Regions from separate parts of the Homo sapiens genome. Here region 1 is linked to region 2. A link is a loop called in an ENCODE intact Hi-C map of the cell type or tissue named here. Cell type or tissue: endothelial cell of umbilical vein. All regions are shown on one strand. Links, peaks and the distances in the headings refer to the core of each region. The heading gives the core; the rest is flanking DNA.

Region 1 (2,500 bases), core at 1-2,500, 480 kb after region 2:
TTTTTAAATGGATTTTAGCCTCACAACTTCAATACAAAATTCTTCTGATACCTAACCAATGCCAAAATAAACATTCGAAAGGTTGCTACTGTTTTTCTCTTCTAAAAAAGATACAGAGAGTGAATGTTTTGGGAATTAATGCAAAAATAGCATGAATCAAGAGGAACTGGGAGCATCTGCTCAGTCTGTGGAAATGAGTTATACACAGATTCTATGTGTAAAGACAAAAGGACTCAGTCTCTTACAGGAATATAAAAAGAATCTTAAACATGCAGATGCTGCCAGCTTCTAGCACATTCCAGTGACAAATCTCAGTTTCCAAAACCACTACTAAACATCTGAAAGGAGCAAAACCACCTCAAAGTGACACAAGATATCTGGACAACAGAAAGTTGGTCCCTGCCACATGAGCTATCCACTTTATTTGGGATTCATTAGGATTTCCACAGACACAGCTATTAGAAACAACGTGCTCTTCTTCAATTTGTACATATAAAACCCTTTGCTTCATGAAATGTCCTTTAAAACACAAAGAGATCACAAGCCAGGCCAGGAAAAAGTCTGCACACACCTGGACATCTCACCTCCAATCTGAAAGGCTCCAGTCACCCAGCACTGAAGGGTAAAGGGGGCTCAGGGAGGCCCTAGGAGTCCTCCTGAGCAGGGGATCAGTAAATGACCCACACTCTACTATTAATGAGAGGTGAATTCCGTAACCTGTAAGTCTAGAGATATTATAAATTTATAAGTATTAATTTAATTTTAAAATGTAACACGGGGTACCCAGAACGTTGTTTGACTTTGACAGTCTAACATCTAACATATGTTGTATCCAAAAACAGACAACTGTTTTTGTTTTTACCTGGACACTGGCAGGCAGGGCAAACAACATGCGCTACATGAAAGTGGTAGCTCTCGCCTCTCATTTTAATCTTCCTAAAGAACTCTGAACATGTTAATACAATGATTCCACATTTTAAGTTTTCCTTTAAATACTTTCTGTACTTTTTTCTTGAGCCAAATCTGCTCAACAGATTTGAACACAAGGGCACATTCATATTTTTATGTAACTATTAAATTTCTGTTATCTAAACTACATGCATCCAAAGCATGAACACCAAACGACATTCCGGCAACACTTTAAAACTGAGCTGCAAAGTCTGGCTTTTATGTGTAGCATAAAACCCATTTAGAGCACTAAACCACCATTTCTTAAAAAGACAAACCTTTAAATAATTTATAGCACTAGTAAATCTAGAGTTCCTGGTAGATTTTAAAACAGTATTTAAAATATCACTTTAGATTAAAACCAGCAGCAAGAAGTCTACTTCCTTATGTCATAACAAGCCAAGTTAAAATGCAATACTAGCAGGCCATCTAGTGACCAATTTAGGGTCTAGGAAAATAAAAAAATCCTGATTTGTTAGTGTTTTCTATTTTCTTAAATACATACCAAACAAAGAAAATGAAGATGCTGTGAGAAAACGCTAAGAAATGCAGTCTTTATATGAATGACCACTTTATCTATCCTGATTATATTACATAGCCACAGTGAAAGAGAAGGCAACCCAGAAAATGACAGAGAATTCTTAACTTTATGTAAAGTACCCATGGTAACCAAAGGACCCATCATCCTATATTACCCGTTGTACAGCATACTAAAAACATTTTTCTTGGACAATGAAATAAATACTGTATCTTACTGAAGACCATTAAACAATTCCAGGTACAATTCACTTCAGAAGAGTCTCTCCAAAGGAATACAGAGGAACAGATAAAAGCAAACTCTACTTACCACTATTTTTCCATGAAGACAGTGCTTTTCAAACACCTTCATTCTCTGGGAAGTCCCAGACCATAGTACTTTCTTCTCTCTAATAAAAACTGGTATACAATTGGAAATACATACAGTGTTTGGTCTTTGTCCTCAGTTCTTGGCACAGAGCTCCTAACACCCTTGAAATCCCCTAAGTGATCAATGTGCCTTTGGAGTGCTGAGGAGAGGACTCTTGGCTGAAGGGCTCCTAGACAGCTTCATGATGGGAACTGGGACCAGAAAGTCCAAGTCACCATCACAGGGTTGCAACTTTCAGCCTCACTCTACTCCCCTGACCTCTGGGGAGCAGAAAGGCATTAGAGAGATTGAGTTCAATCACCAATGGCCAATGATTTAATCAAATGTGCGACGTAAAGCCTACATAAAAACTTCTAAATGATGGGGTTCAGAGAGCTTCCCAGTTGGTGAGCACACGGAGGTACTGGGGGCTGGGGGTTGAAGTTCATAGAGAAAGCACGGAAGCTCTGCCACCCCTTCCCTGCACATCTCTTCCATCTGGCTGTTACTGAGTCTATAAGAAACTGGAAGTAGCAAATAAAGCACTTTACTGAGTTCTGTGAGTTGTCCTAGCCAATGATCAAACCTGGTGTGGGGACAGGGTAGGGAGGTGGGAAACCTTGGATTTATAATCAGCCAGGCAAGAAAGTGGGTAGCCTGGGCACC
Region 2 (17,948 bases), core at 6,340-8,839:
TATCTCCAAGCACATCCGATTCAGCTCTCAGGCCTTCTGAAACTCCTTGGGCTTCTTTGAGTCCTGAGCCAGGTGTATGCAGCTCTGTGAAGAAGGGCACTGGCTTCTTCTGCAAAGTACCCACACTGTCAATGTTGGAGGCAATGAGGAACGGACAGTTTGTCCTCCAGGTCCATTACGCGCTCACATGTTCTAGTTTGTCTTCATTCTTCTCTGCTTCAGGTCCGGCATTTCTTTCTAACAGCTGACCTGTGGCAACTTAAGATGACCACCAGACAGAATCGGCAGGCTTACAGAAAAGTCTTCATCAGCTGCCTCAGTTGCATAATATCTATTCCCTACAGCAAATCCCTTATTCTATATCACTCATAGTGGTTCTGCTTCCCATATTGATCCTTGACTGATACAGGATCATGTCCAGGGAACAGGACTGCACCCTAGTCAAGGAACTGATGACAAGTCTCTGGTTAAATTTAAGAAATGTTATTGACCAGTGATTACTATATGCCTTGTGTTTTCCCCTTTTGAACAAGAATGACTTTTGTGGTTCTTCTCCAGCTGGCCCACCATTGTGTGTGGGGAATAGATATTCATCTCCTTAAGTCACGTAACTTTATATTAAGAAGAACCACACTTGAGGAACACATGAGGAACCATTTCACATGAGGATCTGATTAGATGATGAGATCCTGGACTTTAAACCTGAGCCTGCTGATGTGAGTGAGATGAAATTCAGAGTTTTGGGAAAGGGATGAGAGGATTTTGCATGTGAAAGGACTTGATGCATTGTGGTCCAGATGGCACACTACCATAGCTAGTCTCCAAGAGTGTCTCCCCATGAACTGCACCTTCACATATTCATGTCCTTGTGTAGTGCCCCCTTTGAATCTTGGCTAGCTCTGTGACTCAATTTTGACTGAGTATAGCCGAAGTGATGCTACAGTGACATGACTTCTGAGTCATGAAGCCGATTCTGCCTTGTTCTCCTGGAAAACTCGCACTGGGGAAGACAGATGCCATGTAAGAATTTTGACTCCTCGGAAACTACAATGCTGTGAGAAAGCTCAATACCTTTCCAGCTCCTCAGAGAAAGTAAAGGAAGCAAACCACGCTCATAATAGAATGGTTCCTTGCTGGGCCTATTCTTGCTGGGAAGTACACCCTAAAGCGTTGTATTCAGCTGCATGGACAGTGTCTTTGTCTCCCTCCTCTCTGTACTGTTTTCTGTATTTTTACTTTCAGTCTCCCTTCACTGCAATTTATTATACACATCATTATTAAATTATCTAACAATTATATTATTTATGTTATCTTACTATTAAATAACTCTTCAAAGAGCCCCATTATACATGAAGATAAAGTCTAAAATCTTTCATCCATCTTTCATCTCTATTTCCATCTGCATTTTCTGCTACCCTATAGAATGAATTTCCCCACTCCATGCCATGGTATCACCACCGTATGGGTTTGCTTACCAGGCCCTCTGAAAAGAAAATTTTCCATCCTTCCATTAACCTATATACCCATCCTTCAATGCCCAACTTAAATCCTACCTCCTGCATGGAGTTTTCTAGTCTCTCTTTCTTCTCTGACTTTCTGTCATACTTTCTAGAGGAATCTTAATTATATTTCTCTACATATTTTACTCCATAATGATGATTATCTTGAGAAAAAATACTATGTGTTATTCCTCTTCATATTTCTCCAAAGAAAAGTACCCATTGGATTGGTAAATTTATTTACTTTTTCTCTTTTCTATTCCTAAATAGTTTAAGAGAAAATGAATTGTTTCAAACCATATTGAAGCAATCATACTGACAGCTTTCAATGAAATTTTTAGTAAAACTATTGCTATTACTGGTATTCACACTCAAGAGGTGACTAAGGAGTAATTATACCTAATCTTTATAAGCATGAAAATCTCCTTTTAATTGAAAATATTATGAAATCCCTTGATGCTAGTGAATGCATTTTGACACAATAAATAACTTATAGCTATTCCACATTCCAAGATACTTTCAAATGAATTCAAATTTTATTAACACAGCAGCATATAAAACATTAAAAATTATATTACAAATCTCTGTGGCATATGCTATTTATTTATTTTTGTTAATAGTTTTTGAAGTAAACATAAATTCTGGAGCAACTTGCAATAACCTCATTTCCCCAGTTTTGCACTCTTCTACTCGCATTTGATATCTCTTAATGGATTTTTTTCAAGAAGCATGACTGTTCTTCTTAATATCACCCTAGAAAAGTTCAGCTTAATTTGGCAACAACCTAGATGCTCAGAAATAGAGAAATTATTATGTAATTATATAAGCTCATCCAATTATTATGAACAAAGGAATATCATGTTAAATATTTAAAATAATGTATAAAAGTTATTTTTGTAATGTTCCATAAAAAGTTGTGTGTATAATATGAACACAGATATTTTTAAAAACTATGTATGGAGAATAAAGATTACATATTAGTTTTTTGACTTCCTTAATGAAGTTTTGGGTAATGTTCTTTTTAAATCTACATTTTTAAATGTTCTATAATGAACATATATTCTGGGTTTACCGAAAACAAAGTAATATATTTAAATTATTTTTTTTAATTCAGAGATATCACTCAAACCTTCTTACTTTGTGGCTCTACCAGTCATTGATAATCTTAGTCCCAGAAACTATTCATTCAGGTCGCCTAAATTACCGTTAAAGAAAATAGGCTTGCTAAACATATTGATTATCTAAGGTAGTATTTTTAAAAGCTATACTATATACAATATATCATGCACTTCACTTCTTATATTTTATGATTTTGTGAACAAGCCTGGATTTCACCTCACCATAGATTTGGCAGGTTTAAGGATTTGATCATATTCCCTCTTAGTTTTTGTGTTTCTAGCCTAAGACATCCAAATTTCTTTAATCGATGTTCATACAGAAACCCCTTGATCATTTCACTTATTTTTCTGCGGAATTCTTCCAGGTCTATTTTCTCTGAGGAGTAGTGACCAAGAGAATATAGAATATTCCAGTTCTTATACAATCACAGGGTGATGTTTTCTGATTTGCTTCCAGTTTTCTCAATGAGAAACACAATTGGTTTAGTGCCTTGGGGAGGAGATTCACGTTATTCCAAAATCAATTTTGAGGTATAATTAACACCATAAGGCCATCAGTTCTGCACTTCTTTTTTTCTTTGAATAGATATCTTACACCTATATATACATTAAAAGTTCACCTGTCATTGTTTTACATTCATAACTGAGAATTCATCATTAAACGTATTCCCCATGAACTGAGTATCTCTTCTAGTCAAAATAGTGGTGTTAAATTCTGTTAGCGATTTTATTATTCAGATAATTTACTAACCTATATATAATTTAAAAGCATTCTTTAGAGGATGTCCCCATTACCATCTTCCAGTTAGGAAAGTGCTTATTTATGCTAACCATTTGTTCCCTGTCTTTAAGTGCTTAAACCACAATAAAAACATTTTTTCCCAATGCCATGTTAATTATTAAAAAAAGTTTCCTCTGACATTTTGTCTTACATGTAATAGTTTATTATTACGGTGTGTATTAAAGTAATCTGACCATGTATTACAGATTCCAACAACTTGTTATGCATCCTACTGAAAGTCATTTTTATACTTTCATACTGAAAGAACTTAAATTCAAAGGACTCAAACTGAGAGATTTTCACTAGTCCCTTACAGTTGCTTATTAGAAAGCCTTTTCCCTCATAACACAGTGTATTCTGAATCTCCGTGATTCTGGAATGAATTACAGTATATTTGGAGGACATTCCTTCTTAATCCTCTTCTTACAGCTGCCTTTTTCTGTTTTATTTTTTCCTTTGGTTTGTTTATATTTTTTCTAAATGATTAAGTATGAAAATTATCCATGATTTACAAAAGACAAAGATGTAAGTATCCATGTGATTATAGATACAGGAAAATAATCAGAATATATTTTTAAGTGAATATACCACAAAATTCCATCAAATCTATGATCGAAATAATTGTAACTCACCTTGTGGCAAGAAAGGAAAGGTCTCAGTTCTATATTTTACTCTTTAAAATTTGAGAAGAGATGCTTGTATTTTTTTAAAAAGTGAACGTTGATCCTTACAGAGCAATTTAAACAAAAATTAACCTCACATGTAACATTAGACCTAAATTTAAAACCAAAAACTATAAAATTTCTGGTAAAACATGAGAAAATCTTTTTGAACTACAATTAGGTGAAGATTTCTTAGGAAACAATACAGGAGAAAACACAAAAGAAAGAACCGATTTTGGACTTCATTAAAATTTAAAACTTCAAAATATACTGTTAAGAAAATTAAAAGACAAGCCTTGGGTTGTGATAAAATACTTGTAAGACACGTATCTGGAAAAGGACTTGTACCTAGAATACATATGAGGATGATTACAACTCAATAATAAGAAAACAACACAACTTTTTTAAATGGGAAAAACATTTTAACAGATACTTCATCAAAGAAATAAGTACATAAAAAGATGCTCACCTCCAATATTTATTAGGGAAATTCAAATTATAATCACAATTAGATATCACTGCTCTCCAGAATGGCTGAGATTTCAAAACACTTATCATACCATATGGTGACTTGGATGTAGGGCACTCTCATACACTGTTAAGGGAAATGCAAAATCATACAGCCACTTTGGAGAACCGTGTGTCAGTTTCTTCTAAAGTCACATATATCTAACTTATCATGTGTTTTAGGATTCTCATTCCTAGGTATTTACTCAAAAGAAATAAAATTATATGCTTCAACAAAGACCTGTGCATAGATATTGTATTAGTCTGCTCAGACTGTTATAACAAAATACCATAGACTGGCCAGCTTAAACAGTAGAATTTTATTTCTAAGAGTTCTGGAGCCTGAGAGCTTCAAGATCAAGGGGCAGGCAAGGTAAGTTTCATTATGAGGCCTCTTCTTTTGCCTTGTAGTTGGCTATCTTCTCAATATGTACTCACATGGTAAAGAGAGAAAGCAAGCTATTGGGTGTCTCTTCCTATAGGGACACTAATCCCATTGTGATGACCCCACCCACAGGACCTCATATAAACTTAATTACCTCCTTAAGGCTCCATTTCCAAAGACCATCGCTTTAGAGATTGGGGCTTCAACATATAAATTTTGGAGATATATAAACATTGAGTCCACAACAGATAATGTATAATAACTCTGTTAAAATAGCCAACAAATGGAAACAACTCAAATATTATTAATTACTGAATGAACAAATTGTGGCATATCTATACAATAAAAGACTGCTTAGCAATAAAAAGAAGTAAATTATTGATACATGCAAAAACATGGGTGAATCTCAAAAAAATAAGCCAGATCCAAAAGGCAACACAGTATGTGATTATATTTACATGACATAGAAAAGTCAAAACTATATTCAGGAATTCAATTGGTAGTTGCTAGGGGACAGGTGTAGAAGAAGGAAACTGACTACAAAGGAGAACAAGGAAACTTTTAGGGGTGAGGAAAATATTCAATTTTTTATTGTGGTAGCAAACAGAGTATACATGACTGAATACATTTATCAAAACCCATCAAACTGTACACTTTAAACTGTGAATTTTACTGTATGTAAAGTATACTTCAACAAACCTGACTTCAGTTCGGAAACCAAAAAGAGAATATGAAAAATTGAAAAGAGTAACAAGAAGCCTAGGAATAACCCCCACAGCCCTAAACCACTCCAGAAAGGCAGATTGGGTAGCATTAGTCCTGAGAGGGTTACTGACTCATTCAACATTCACGTGCCATTTAATCTGTAGTTGTTGGTCATATACAAATGCATGGCCCAATCTCTCAAGAAGCTCAGTGCCTAGTGGAGTAGAATCGCTATATCAGTGCACCCAGAATTCTACAGAAGTGTAAAGTATGATAACAAAAATAACATGCTTGTCTAACATTTCACCTTCCAAAGCTTCCCTCCCCATATTTTGGATGAGGAAAAATCACTGCAATTTAATATTCAAAGATGCTATGGACTGAACTGTGTCCCCCTCAAATTCATATGCTGAAGCCCTTACCTCCAATGTGATGGTATTTGGAAACGGGTCCTTGGGAGGTAAAGTTCAGATGAGGTCATGAAGGAGAGACTGTCATGATGAAATTATGTGTCCCTATTAGAAGGTGTCCCTATTAGAAGTTGTCCCTATTAGAAGGGACACCAGATAGTTTGTTTCCTCTGTTTCTCTCTTCACCATGTGAGCACACAGCAAGAAGAAACCTCAGAATGAAAGCTACCTTGCTGGTACCTTGATCTTAAACTTTCCAGCCTCCAGAGCTGTGAGAAATAAATTTCTGTTGGTTAAGCTACCCAATCTATGCTACAAGGGCCCTCAGCTTTCAGAGTTTCAGTTAACAGTAAGGAGACTTGGAGAGGCACTATAATGATCAAACACCCTAACTCAATGCCAGATCTTCTGTAACTAACACTAAACTACACTAACAAATATATTGGAGTCAGGTCACTTTCTCATTAGAATAGCAGGTTAAAATAGTAAAAATTATAAGTCATGAAATCCTGAACATATTTGATGCAAAGATGTCTGGAAGGGGAAAGAGAGTTGGTAAGAGGGAAGGGAAGAGGGCAGCAACTTTACTATGAATACCACATAAGGCAACCTAACACTTAGGGAAAAAAACATGGGCTTTGGAGAAGAGCCGACGTAGATTCAAATCCTAGCCCTTTCCCTCATAAGCTGTGTGTGATCTTGAGCAAGTTATTTAAACTCTGAAGCTGAGTCTCCTCATCAGTAAAATGGAGATAATAAGCAATTCCTACTTCAGGGGTTGCCGTGAGCATTAAATGAGATACTATATACAAGAAATACTTTACATACAGTAGGTGTTCAACAAATGTTAACAGCCTTACCTCTATAGTGAAGGCTGAACCAAGGCTGAACTTAGAAAGCCAGCTCACTGAAGTACAACTAAACAGCCAAGTGAGCTCTATCAAATAAATATAAACTGGAATCCATTTCTCAGCAGGACCTCATTCAGATAATATTTAAAATAAGTGAATTATTGAAGCTTAAAATCAAAACACAGTCCCTGTCATATTATGTGCAAATAATAAATATTTGTAGTAAAAAGAACTATAGCTAAATGATTTGATTTAAGAGGACTAATGCCTGATGATAGAATGAGAAGCCTCTGTACCAGAAAAGTGAAGAAATGTTTTAAGTTAGGTAAGAATAGAAGAACCTTATCAAAGTACCTCAAATACCACCACCTTATTCTCTACCTTTACTCACCCTACTTATTGATTGATGCCGATTATAACATTTTGAAAAAGGAGAAAGTGGGAAAACCTAAAGACCACTGAGATATTCTATAGAGCAAAAACTTGTTAATTTCTGAAACAGTTGATCTATATAACCAGGAATGGAAATAATACTAAATAATACTTGAAAATATAATTATCATTTTGAATTATTCCTAATAGAGCCTGCATAGAATACACAATCCATAATGACCCAGAGTCCATTAGTCTCAACTAACAGCACAAAGAAATTTCAAATACTCTTTTAACGCTGGTCTTCAGGAGTCCAAAGGCCGTTGTATTAGATTCACTCTGTGAATGGTAAGCACTGACCTCTAGTGGCAAGCATGATTAATCACAGCTCTGTCCTTCAGTGACCCCAGGGAAAACACCCACACCAAGGTAGAGGCTTCCTTACGGAATACAGTTTTGGAGGCTGGCAATGTCAAATGAGATCAAATTTATACCTCTTTAAAAAAAAACCATGAGCACTTCTCCTACCTCCTGATGGAAATCCCAAAGGGGTGATGTGTTGAGTTTGATAGAAATACTCTAAGAAACTGAGAATAAAGACTCTGGCCTTTCTAATATTTAGAATTTGGATGTATGACCTCATGAGCCCACCACACAGACATGAAAAGCAGTGGAGACTCAATGATCATACATATGCCTCTGTTTACTCCTTTATAATATTCCATGAGGAGCTTCTAAAGACACTGGTCAATTAAAAACAGGGCTAGAAACTCCTCTATGCAGAAAAATGATTGACTTTTGGGAAAGTACAGAAAAAACAAAAGACAGTATCCACCCTCAAGTACATCAGAAATTAATAGAGCAGAGAGGATGCAAGTTAATTTGTTTTTCTACCTCTGTAGAAGAATCAAACACTCAAGCAATGGCAAATTTAAAAATACGGGGAAGGAGACAAAAAGCAGAAGAGATACATCAAGTGACTATAAATTTATGGGTTTTAATTTTCTTAAAAAAAGGGGGTAGAAGTGATCTTAAAGATAAATTATGTATTCCAATTCTATCATTTATAAAGAGAGGGATTGAGGTCCCAAATCAAAAAGCAGAAAACCGAAATTCAAAACCCCACATCAGACCACATGACCTACCTTTAAGAACTAAACTTTTGTTCAATTTGGACTTTGAAAGAAATCTGGAATATAAAATAGATTATTTGAAAGGAAACTTTTTCTCCTCTAGCTACACTTGGAGATAAGCTCAATGAATGAAATACGCATTTACCATTGCCTAATGCAAATGGATAAAGAATGAAGGTGATACTGGATAATTTGGTATGCTTTTATTTCATCTTGTACGTTAAGTTCAATTTTATACCTCCAAAATGATTCCAAATATATCTCATTTAAGGTACAATATTCTGTCTTTCATTTTTCTTTTGCATATAAATATCAGCCAAATTCAAATTACTTCTAGTAGATATTTCCCCTTCTCTTTTTCTTTCCCTCATTAACAACATTTGCTTCTCTGTTTTCACTCCAGGCAGCAAAGCTGAATAGATTGTTTAATACTATTTTCCTAGAACATCTAAAAGTAAGAAAGAAGAGAGTAGAAATCTGTGGAAAAATCTTTTCTTCAAGATTTCCATGTAGGGGTTTCAGATTGTTTGGATGAGTTTCAAATAAACATCCCTCTTCTTAGTGTAGTTTGATGCATATTTTTAGCCTCCAGAGGGGAACACTGATCTGCTAAAATTGTCATATTTCAGCTAAATTATAATTTGCTAATCCCTTAAGGCTACCGGACAGGCTCCATGTCTATTCAGACAGGCTTTAATATAAATAATGTTTTAAACAAAGTTGATAAAAGTTTATTTTGGGAAAAGTAAAATGGCATAGAGTAGAGGTATGACTCATCCAATACTCCCCTTCTACTTCATGATGTAGGAATAAAATACATTATACTATGTAATAAACTCTGTTGTTAAACATATATTTAGGGGCTAAATTCAGGGATAATTTATTATGAGTAATAAAAGGTTACCATATAGACACAAAAGAACTTTTATTTTTAAAGATATAGAAAATTGTGAATACAACTCTCTCTATATAACACACACTATTATAAATGCATAATAAAAAACCCTACTGAACATAATTTATTCATTTTTGATGACTGATTCGGATTTTGCCATGTTTCAGTATTACTCTGTGAATATCAATTACCATTGGACATGGACTCAAATGTTGGTTTAAACAGGTATTATTAACATAATATTAGACAAATAACCATCAGACTTGATAAGTTTAGCTCCCACTGGGAAGAGAGTTTTACTTGTGATTCTATCACTCAAAGTAGCACAGGATGAAGCAGGATGTTAAACTTGGCTTTGCAAGAGAGCCTAAAACCACACAGCAACTTCTGCACAAAAACTTTGTGAATGAAATGTTCACATTTTTTACTATGAGAATTTTCCTTGTTTTGACACTCATTTCACTTCTAGAAATCTCCCCTAAGAACATTATCCTGCAAACAAATATGTATGAAGATAATCATTTCAACATTATTTAAAATGCCAAAATAATTGGATGAAGCTAAATGTTCAACATGAGGAACCGTTAAATTCAATAGTGTATAGTTGTATGATGAACTCTTCTATGCCATTACAGATTATGTTCCATGAAGTTTAAAAAACATGAGAAAAGACTCATATCAAACCGCAATGAGATACCATCTCACACCAGTCAGAATGACTATGATTAAAAATACAAAAAATAACAGACGTTGGCAAGGTTGCACAGAAAAGGGAATGCTTATATATCATTGGTGGGAAAGTAAATTAACTCAGCCATAGTGGAAAGCAGTTTGGAGGTTTCTCAAAGAACTTAAAACAGAACTATTATTCAACCCAGCAATCTCATTACTGGGTATATTCCTAAAGGATAAATTGTTCTACCAAAAAGACACAGGCACTTGTATGTTCATCACAGCACTATTCACAACAGCAAAGTCATGGAGTCAACCTAGATGCCCATCAATGGTGGATTGGAAAAAGAAAATGTGGTACCTGTACATCATGGAATACTAAGCAGCCATTAAAAAGAATGAAATTATGTCTTTTGCATCCACATGGATGCAGCTGGAGGTGATAATCCTAAGTGAAATAACACAGGAACAGAAAACCAAATACCACATGTTCCCACTTATAAGTGGGAGCTAAGCATTGAGTACACATGTGTAATGATGTGGTTTGGATTTGTGTCCTTGCTCAAATCTCAAGTTCAGCTGTAATCCCCAATGATGGAGATGAGGGCTGCTGGGAGGTGATTAAATCCTAGGAGTGGTTTCTCACGAATGGTTTATCACCATCCCCCTCTGTACTATCCTCATGATAGCGAGCGAGTTCTCATAATATATGGTTGCTTTAAAGTGTATAGCACCTTCCCCACTCTCTCTTGCTCCTGCTCCAGCCATGTAAGATGTGCCTGCTTCCCATTCACCTTCCCCCATGATCATAAGTTTCCTGAGGCTTCCCTGGAAGCTTAGAAGATGCCAGCATCATGCTTACTACACAGCCTGCAGAGCTATGAGCCAATTAAATCTCTTTTCTTCATAAATTACCCAATCTCAGGCATTTCTTTATAGCAGTGCAAGAATGGACTAGTACATATGTAAAGGTGAGAACAACAGACACCGGGGGACTGCTAGAGGGAAGAAGGAGGGAGGGACAGGGGCCAGAGTTGAAAAACTATCTCCAGGTACTGCGCTCACTACCTGGAGATGGATCATTCATACACCAAAGCTCAGCAACATGCAATTTACCCATGTACCAACTCTGCACACGTAGCCCCTGATCCTAAAATAAAGGTTTTTTTAAAAAAAACTCTGACAGGCCTTGACTGTTAAAATTATTTTTTCTTATTCTGAAGTTTAGTATTAGAAAGTTCACTGGGCTGTATATTATGCTATTACTCTAGCCTAAATTTTGTCAGTAATAAAAGTAAGATTTTTGACTCAAAAATGTTGAGTAAAAAACAAAATGTACATACAAATATGAATTTAATTTTATTAAAATATCATAAAATTGAAAGAACAAAATAATAAGCACCATTTTAATGGGGTTGTGGATTATTGATACTAACTTTTGTCTTTAAAAGGCTGTTTCTTCAAGACATTTTGAGGCAGAAAAACAAAAAATGGTATTTAATACATTTTATCTATGGTGAAGTCACTAAACTTCTGTTTTTGGTTGAAATTGCATGCATATTTCATTCCTTTACTGTTTTTTCTCTCTCAGCATGCATCTCATACCAGACTACAAGGCACACAATAAGGGTAAAGCTTTAGTGTACCTAATTCTTTATAGCTTTTACATTCTTTGCATTTTTTATTTGGCGTTAATAACAATCTCAAGAGGAGGAAGGATATAGGTACTTATACGATTCTTAAATTTTCTGTTATTAATATAGACATTTAAGTATATTAATATCCATAGCAGATGTTATTAAAATAAACATAATAAAGCATCAAACACTAAAAGAATCATAGGTTTAAATCCTAGTTGCTCTGCTTAGAAAAGTTAGATCTCAACTCAAATGTCACCTTTTCATGGAGGTCCTCCTCTGATGTGCACTGTCCCCCACCCCATGTCTCAGTCAATCTTCACATTACCCGTCATTGTCTTTATAACACTTAACAGTATCTGAAATGATTTATGTATTTTTTACTTGTTTAATGCTTACATCTCCTGTCACCACCACTCCCAAGAATGCACCTCCAGGGAAAGAAGAATCTTATTCTCCTCCCATCCGTCTACTGTTTTCTCCTTAATACCTAGAGCAGTGCTGGGCCTAGTGTGGAAATTTCATAAATATGTACTGAATATGTGAATGAATGAGCAAGATTTCTGTAAAATGGAGCTTTAGTGCATAATATGTACTGAATATGTGAATCAATGAGCAAGATCTCTCCTCCCCTGTAAAATGGAGATAATCATACCTACCTTACAGACTTATGTCAAAGAACAGATTAGATAACATGTGAAAAAAACTTCATATCTTAAACACTGTCATTTTATTATTCCCCTGTTAACTTATTATAGCATACAGGGGTCCTGCACAAAGTTTTTTCCATGTCATGGTAATGTTACCAGTATTATACCCCAAGAGCTTCCTAGGCATTTTTTTTCTAAAAGGCAAAGTCGCATTATGTGCGCTAATAAAATACCTATTAAAGAACTCTAATTAAAACCACTGATAGTAAACAATGACAGTAATCTGTTTGGATTCTAATTAGATAGATTATGTGACCATTGAAGAAAAGCAAAAGCCAGATCAGCTCTTCTAGATGGCTTGGACAAGGCCTGATAATGCTCTTTAAATGCTAAGAGAAATAAATCACAAGATGTCAAATAATCAACAATCATGTTTTGAAGACTTACCTATCCTCAAGGTCATGCTAGGTGATATATTCACACGTGGAATAACTGCACAGCCTGGTTATACATTATTTCCTTTATTGTCTCAAAAGGATACTTGGTCTGAAAGAAAATAAAGGCCATATTTTGACTTTGATGATTTGTGGAACCCAAAAAGATTTATAATTTTATAAACCAAAATGTTGCCACATTTTAGAACGCCAGAGAGGCTAAAGAAATTATTCAAAGACACACAGCTACTTAGCGGCTCAGTCATATACACCTTTTAATTCAGCTAAATTTAAATGCCATTGATGGTACTTGAAGGTCTTTGACTTTGTACTAACCTCCTGTGGTTTGAGAGCAACCTAGGAACATGCACAATGTTAAACATCTTAGGAATATAGTTCACTAAGCAGTTGTTTGGTTAGTTGGTTGAATATTTCCTCAGGCTGAACGAAGTTTCCAGCTGTCTCTGATTTACCTTAACTTGAAAATAGAGATAATAATGACCTTGGTACATTTTTTAAATCTAGAGTTCCTGAAGTCTTATCCCGTGTACTAACTTAAGTACAGCACTTACATTTTTTATCGTAAATGTTCTATACAAAATAACATATCTCTTAATCTCCTGCCTTCATAAAGAAGAGAAATCTATCTCACTGAAAAGCCTTTCTTGCAAACCCATGCTGTAATGTTGGAAATCTCTTTGCTTTGGCCTGAATTTTAAGCTGGATGTATATAATTTGACTTGACTTTCTCTCTGCTAAGTTATATTTGAACTCTCTCTCTCTGTTAGACTGTTTTAATTCCAAATGAATCTTTTCAAAGCACCTGACATTTGTGGTATGCATGACTACATGGTTACAGACAAAATAGTAAAATATATAAAAGACTTGTTACACATCTGGAGAAAATAAATTCTTTTCAATGCAGGAAGGGACATTCTACATTACACATTAACTTCCCATTTTGACCATTAAACACTAGTGCACTAATATTTAAAACAGTAAGATAAAAGTGAAAAATACAGGATTGCTTATAATTTGATTTCTGATTGCATGGGTATAATATTATAGGTAACAGCTTTTTGTAAGAAATTTGTATGGAACTCAAACATCCGTAAATCTCAATAATACTATATATTGCTTACTATATTGTGCAATGAAATTTGATAACTATAAAAAAAGCAAACTCAATTATTATTTTAGTGTTAGCATTACTACTGAATTTTTATTATTTTTATTAAGTAAACCCATAATATATAAAGTAAATATTAGTCTTTTGCTAGTCAGACTATTTAATTTAGCCAGAATATTTTATTCTTTAGCCATTTGGTTATGTAAGAGATTACTGAAACACAAAACTAACAAGAAATTAGTCAACTGTTTATTCCTTCATTCCTAACAAAATGGAAAGCTTTTAGTTTAATACAAGTTAACAATTATTTTTGAGTCTCTATTATGTGTTCAACATTGCTCTAGAAAGAAACATTGGTCACCGAAAACAGTTCTTGAAATACCAGTTCTTGAAAACAGCTCTTGAAATACTATGTTTGGAAATACTGAGCTATTTGGCATTTGTTGGAAATCGGTGACTATATGCTCAGGCAAAAAGTCTTAGAACTTGTATTGGAATAAACTCAGAATAAAATTTACAGTGGTGAGATCTTTACAAAAATATATTCAATGTATTAAAAATTCTGTAGGCATTATTATTTTATGTGTACTGTGCAATATTTGTTTCTAATTATATAACAATGAAAGACAGCATTCTATTGGTAGGTCCTACTTCTATTCTCAGCAGAAGAAAGTGAATAGCTGAGATGGCCTACTGCTTTCAGTAAAGACCCTCAGACCACACCACTTGAAACTGATTTCAAAGAAGCTTCCCCTGTTCTCAGATCACACCATCTTGTTTTTTCCTGCTGGAGGCTAGTCTTTCATCAATCAATTAGAGGATTTTAAAGCTACACTTAAATTTTAAAGCTACATTTAAAATTGCGCCTATTGGGCAACTTGGCCCAAATTTAGCACTTCTTCACCTTGCTTTTGCAGTTGTTCACTTCCTCTCAGGAGTTGTATCACATTCCTTTGCAGACAGAGACTATATCTATTTATTCACTTATCTCATTAAAGCCTAAAACAGTGCTTTGCATATAGAAAGTACTCAAATACTTTGTGAATAACTTAATAAATTATTAAATAAAATAAAAATAGGTAATCACTAGGAAATATTTTTCTGCATAATATTATTCTATAGTTTAGTGACTTAAAAGAACAATTTATTTAGCCCATGAGTCTGCTGGTACAATTTATGCCAGACTCAGCTAAGTGATCTTGGCTTGCACAAGCATCTATAGTCAACTAGCAGGCCAGGGAGATGGACTGATTGGCTGGTACAGGGAGATAGCTAGGACAGTTCAGCTTTGCTCCACATGGTCCCTTATTCTCCATCACAACAGCCTGCGTTTGTTATCATGCAGGGGCAGGATTCCAAGAAAGAAGGGCAGAATTATGCAAGGCCATTGGAAGTCCAGGCTCAGAACTCAGTACAGTCACTTCCACAGCATTCTATTGGCTAAAGAAAGTCATGAGGACAGCCCAGATTCAAACTGTGGGGAAATAGGCTCCACTTCATGATGACAGGAGCTTCAAAATTTTATTGCAGAATGTGTGCATACATGGAGGAGTGAAGATTTAGATACATTTTTTTTGCAACCAATTTTTTGCAGGAGTTTTTTACTTGCTGGTCTTTGTTTTTACTGAGAATCTCACAAAAGAAAAGGTAACCATAACTCTAACTGTAACAAAAGGGAAGGACTTATAATATATATTATATATTATACTGGAACAAAAGGTATGAGCTACAGTTCTTCTTGCCTAAAAGAATATGATGTCCCCTTTGTAGAGAAGTTGTTCTTTCTAAGGATCCAGCCCCAACAATAGAAAGAAAATAGATAAGCTAATTGGCTAGATTTCCTCTCTGCCTAGTATTCCTCATTCTATGAAAGGTTTTATTATTGCTTTAGGACGTTCATAAGTTCAGGGACTGACACCTACACAGTGCTAGAAAGAGGCAAAGGTTCAGCCAAGGTCATCTGCTCATCAAGTCTCCCTGCCCTCCACTTGGAGTTGGACTTTTTAGTGGGACACTGGAATGGAGTTTAAACAAGCCAGGTTATAAAAGAAAAATAGGAAGAGAATAAATATCTGCATGGTGATAAAATAAAAGCTTCAGTCGAATTATATTTAAAGGAGTTTAATTGAGCAATGAATGATTCACAAATCGGGGAGACTTTCAAGCCAGAGTAGGCTCCGGACTCCAGCGCAGCCATGTGGTAGAAGAAGATTTATGGACAGAAATAGGAAAGTGATGTACAGAAAAAGGAAGTGAGGTACAAAAACAGCTGGATTAATTACAGGTTGGGGTTTGCCTTATTTGAACACAGTTTGAGCAGTTGGCTACATTTGATTGGCCAAAACTCGATGATTGGCACAAGTGTAGGCTACGGCCTGTTTACACCTCTACTTGTTCTAGTTCACAGTGTACAGAAAAACCTTTAGGCCACACTTAAAACATGTAAGGAGGCAGCTTTAGGCTAAACTTGATTGAACAATGGTTTGTACCTGCATACCCTTCAAGATTCATCTGAACCATGTTTACACACTTCTTGAATATTCCATGCTGCTTTCTGCAACAGGGTCTCATAGCCCATATTGCTCTCTATGCCTGGAAAGTTATCCTCTCTACCCACTTCATCTGGTTAACTTCCATTCTTCCTTTAAATGTTGTAGCTCAGACAATCCTTCCTTGACCCAAAACTATATGAAAGTTGTTCTGCTAGATGTTTTCTTAGAACATTCTTTCCTTTCATCATATTTATCTCCGTTTGTACAATTGTGTGATTATTTGATTGAGATCTATCTCTCTCACAGACTAAAGGCTTCATGAGGGCAGGGGCAATTCCGGTTTTCCTCTCCCTTGTATTTCTGTTGCTCACACAGTGCTTACCTCATAGCGGTTGTTTGCCAAATGTGGGTTGGTTAATGAGTGAATGCGTGCAGAGTTAATAAGTAACTAACTGTGAGTTTTTTAAGCAGGAGAAAAGTTATTTTAACATTTCTAAATTATGCACATTAAATATTAAATAAAGCCTGGGAAATCAGGTGTCTCTGTTTCCAGAGGGATGATACAGTTTAAACAGACTCTGCTATGTTTTTTCCCAATGTGCTTCCAGATTGGGGCCAACGAATTGCCCAGATTGGAGAAAGAGTAGTTCTGTCTTGGCGATCACCTATACTCAGGCTCTAGCTTCTTCATGAATCAGTGCCAGGTGTAGTGGTGCTTTTTGCAATGCACACATCTTTCCTATGAGGTCATTACTGATGGAAACCATCAACACCTCTGTCCCTGGGGGAGAGCAAGAAGTCAACTCCATTCAAATAAGCATTCCTCGAACTCCTGCTTAAGAAACACTCGCCAGCTCCTACCGCAGATGTTTTAGTTTGAAGGACAGGATAAAGGATGACACTGAGGGGTGAAAATCGGAACAAACCCATTACAGATGCATTGGGAAGGAAACTATGGAAGAGTTTCCATGTGTCATAATAGTATCCTTATCATCCTTCCACTTAATTTAGTCAAGCAATAGAATAATGTTCCAAGTAGGTGCCAATCTATTCTGGGCAGATATCAAAAAGTGGTCACTTATTTCATCTCCCATAGAATAGACTTACTAGACGGTAAAATTCCTTCTTAGCATGCTAGTGCTATATTAGTTTTCAAGGCTAGTTTATTTTGCAAGAATAATCATTGTGTAGTTCTAGATATTATTGTTGTTGCTCAATACAGACTGATGGTAAGCAAATGGATGTATAGACCAAATGGATGTATAGATTAGATAATGCAAAATGCATGGCCAATAAGAGGAGAATTCATTATGGAAAATATGACCAAGGAACACATTTCTTTGACTATCTAGCTATCTTGATTTCTTAAGTAGGACGTTTATGATGGACCAAGGTAGCCTGCCTAAACACGGGTTTTAATAAGTCAGTATGAAAGAAACATCTGTCTTCATTCAACAAACATTTGCTGACATACTAGGAGCCATGCTCTGCCTAGGACCTAAAATCTTATAGGACATTTCCTAATCATAAAGAGTTTAGAGTCTTGCAGAGTTGTTTGTCAAGTGATGGGTGAGAGGGTGGCTAATTGGGAAAAAGGAGTGACAATGAAGATGAGG

What was found. Hi-C counts contacts between places; a loop is a spot of excess contacts. Peaks named below come from ENCODE experiments on the same cell type or tissue, not always from the same donor. Only the 100,000 strongest peaks of a DNase experiment are listed, where the experiment ranks them.
Region 1: it touches region 2 in a loop (8-fold over the local background); 8 of 110 quality-filtered maps call a loop at or near these places.

What each region holds. Positions count from the first base shown.
Region 1 is chr4:107,664,970-107,667,469 of GRCh38, forward strand. All of the region lies in intron 5 of PAPSS1 (3'-phosphoadenosine 5'-phosphosulfate synthase 1), which reads right to left. Among named protein-coding and RNA genes, the nearest start is that of PAPSS1, 54 kb to the right of the region's middle. In endothelial cell of umbilical vein, for the core only: no CTCF peak of the experiment used is centred there; a DNase peak (open chromatin) is centred at 1,382.
Region 2 is chr4:107,175,703-107,193,650 of GRCh38, forward strand. No RefSeq gene overlaps it. Among named protein-coding and RNA genes, the nearest start is that of DKK2, 150 kb to the left of the region's middle. RefSeq lists a silencer at 7,430-7,724. In endothelial cell of umbilical vein, for the core only: a CTCF peak has its summit at 7,648 (motif pointing left); a DNase peak (open chromatin) is centred at 7,639.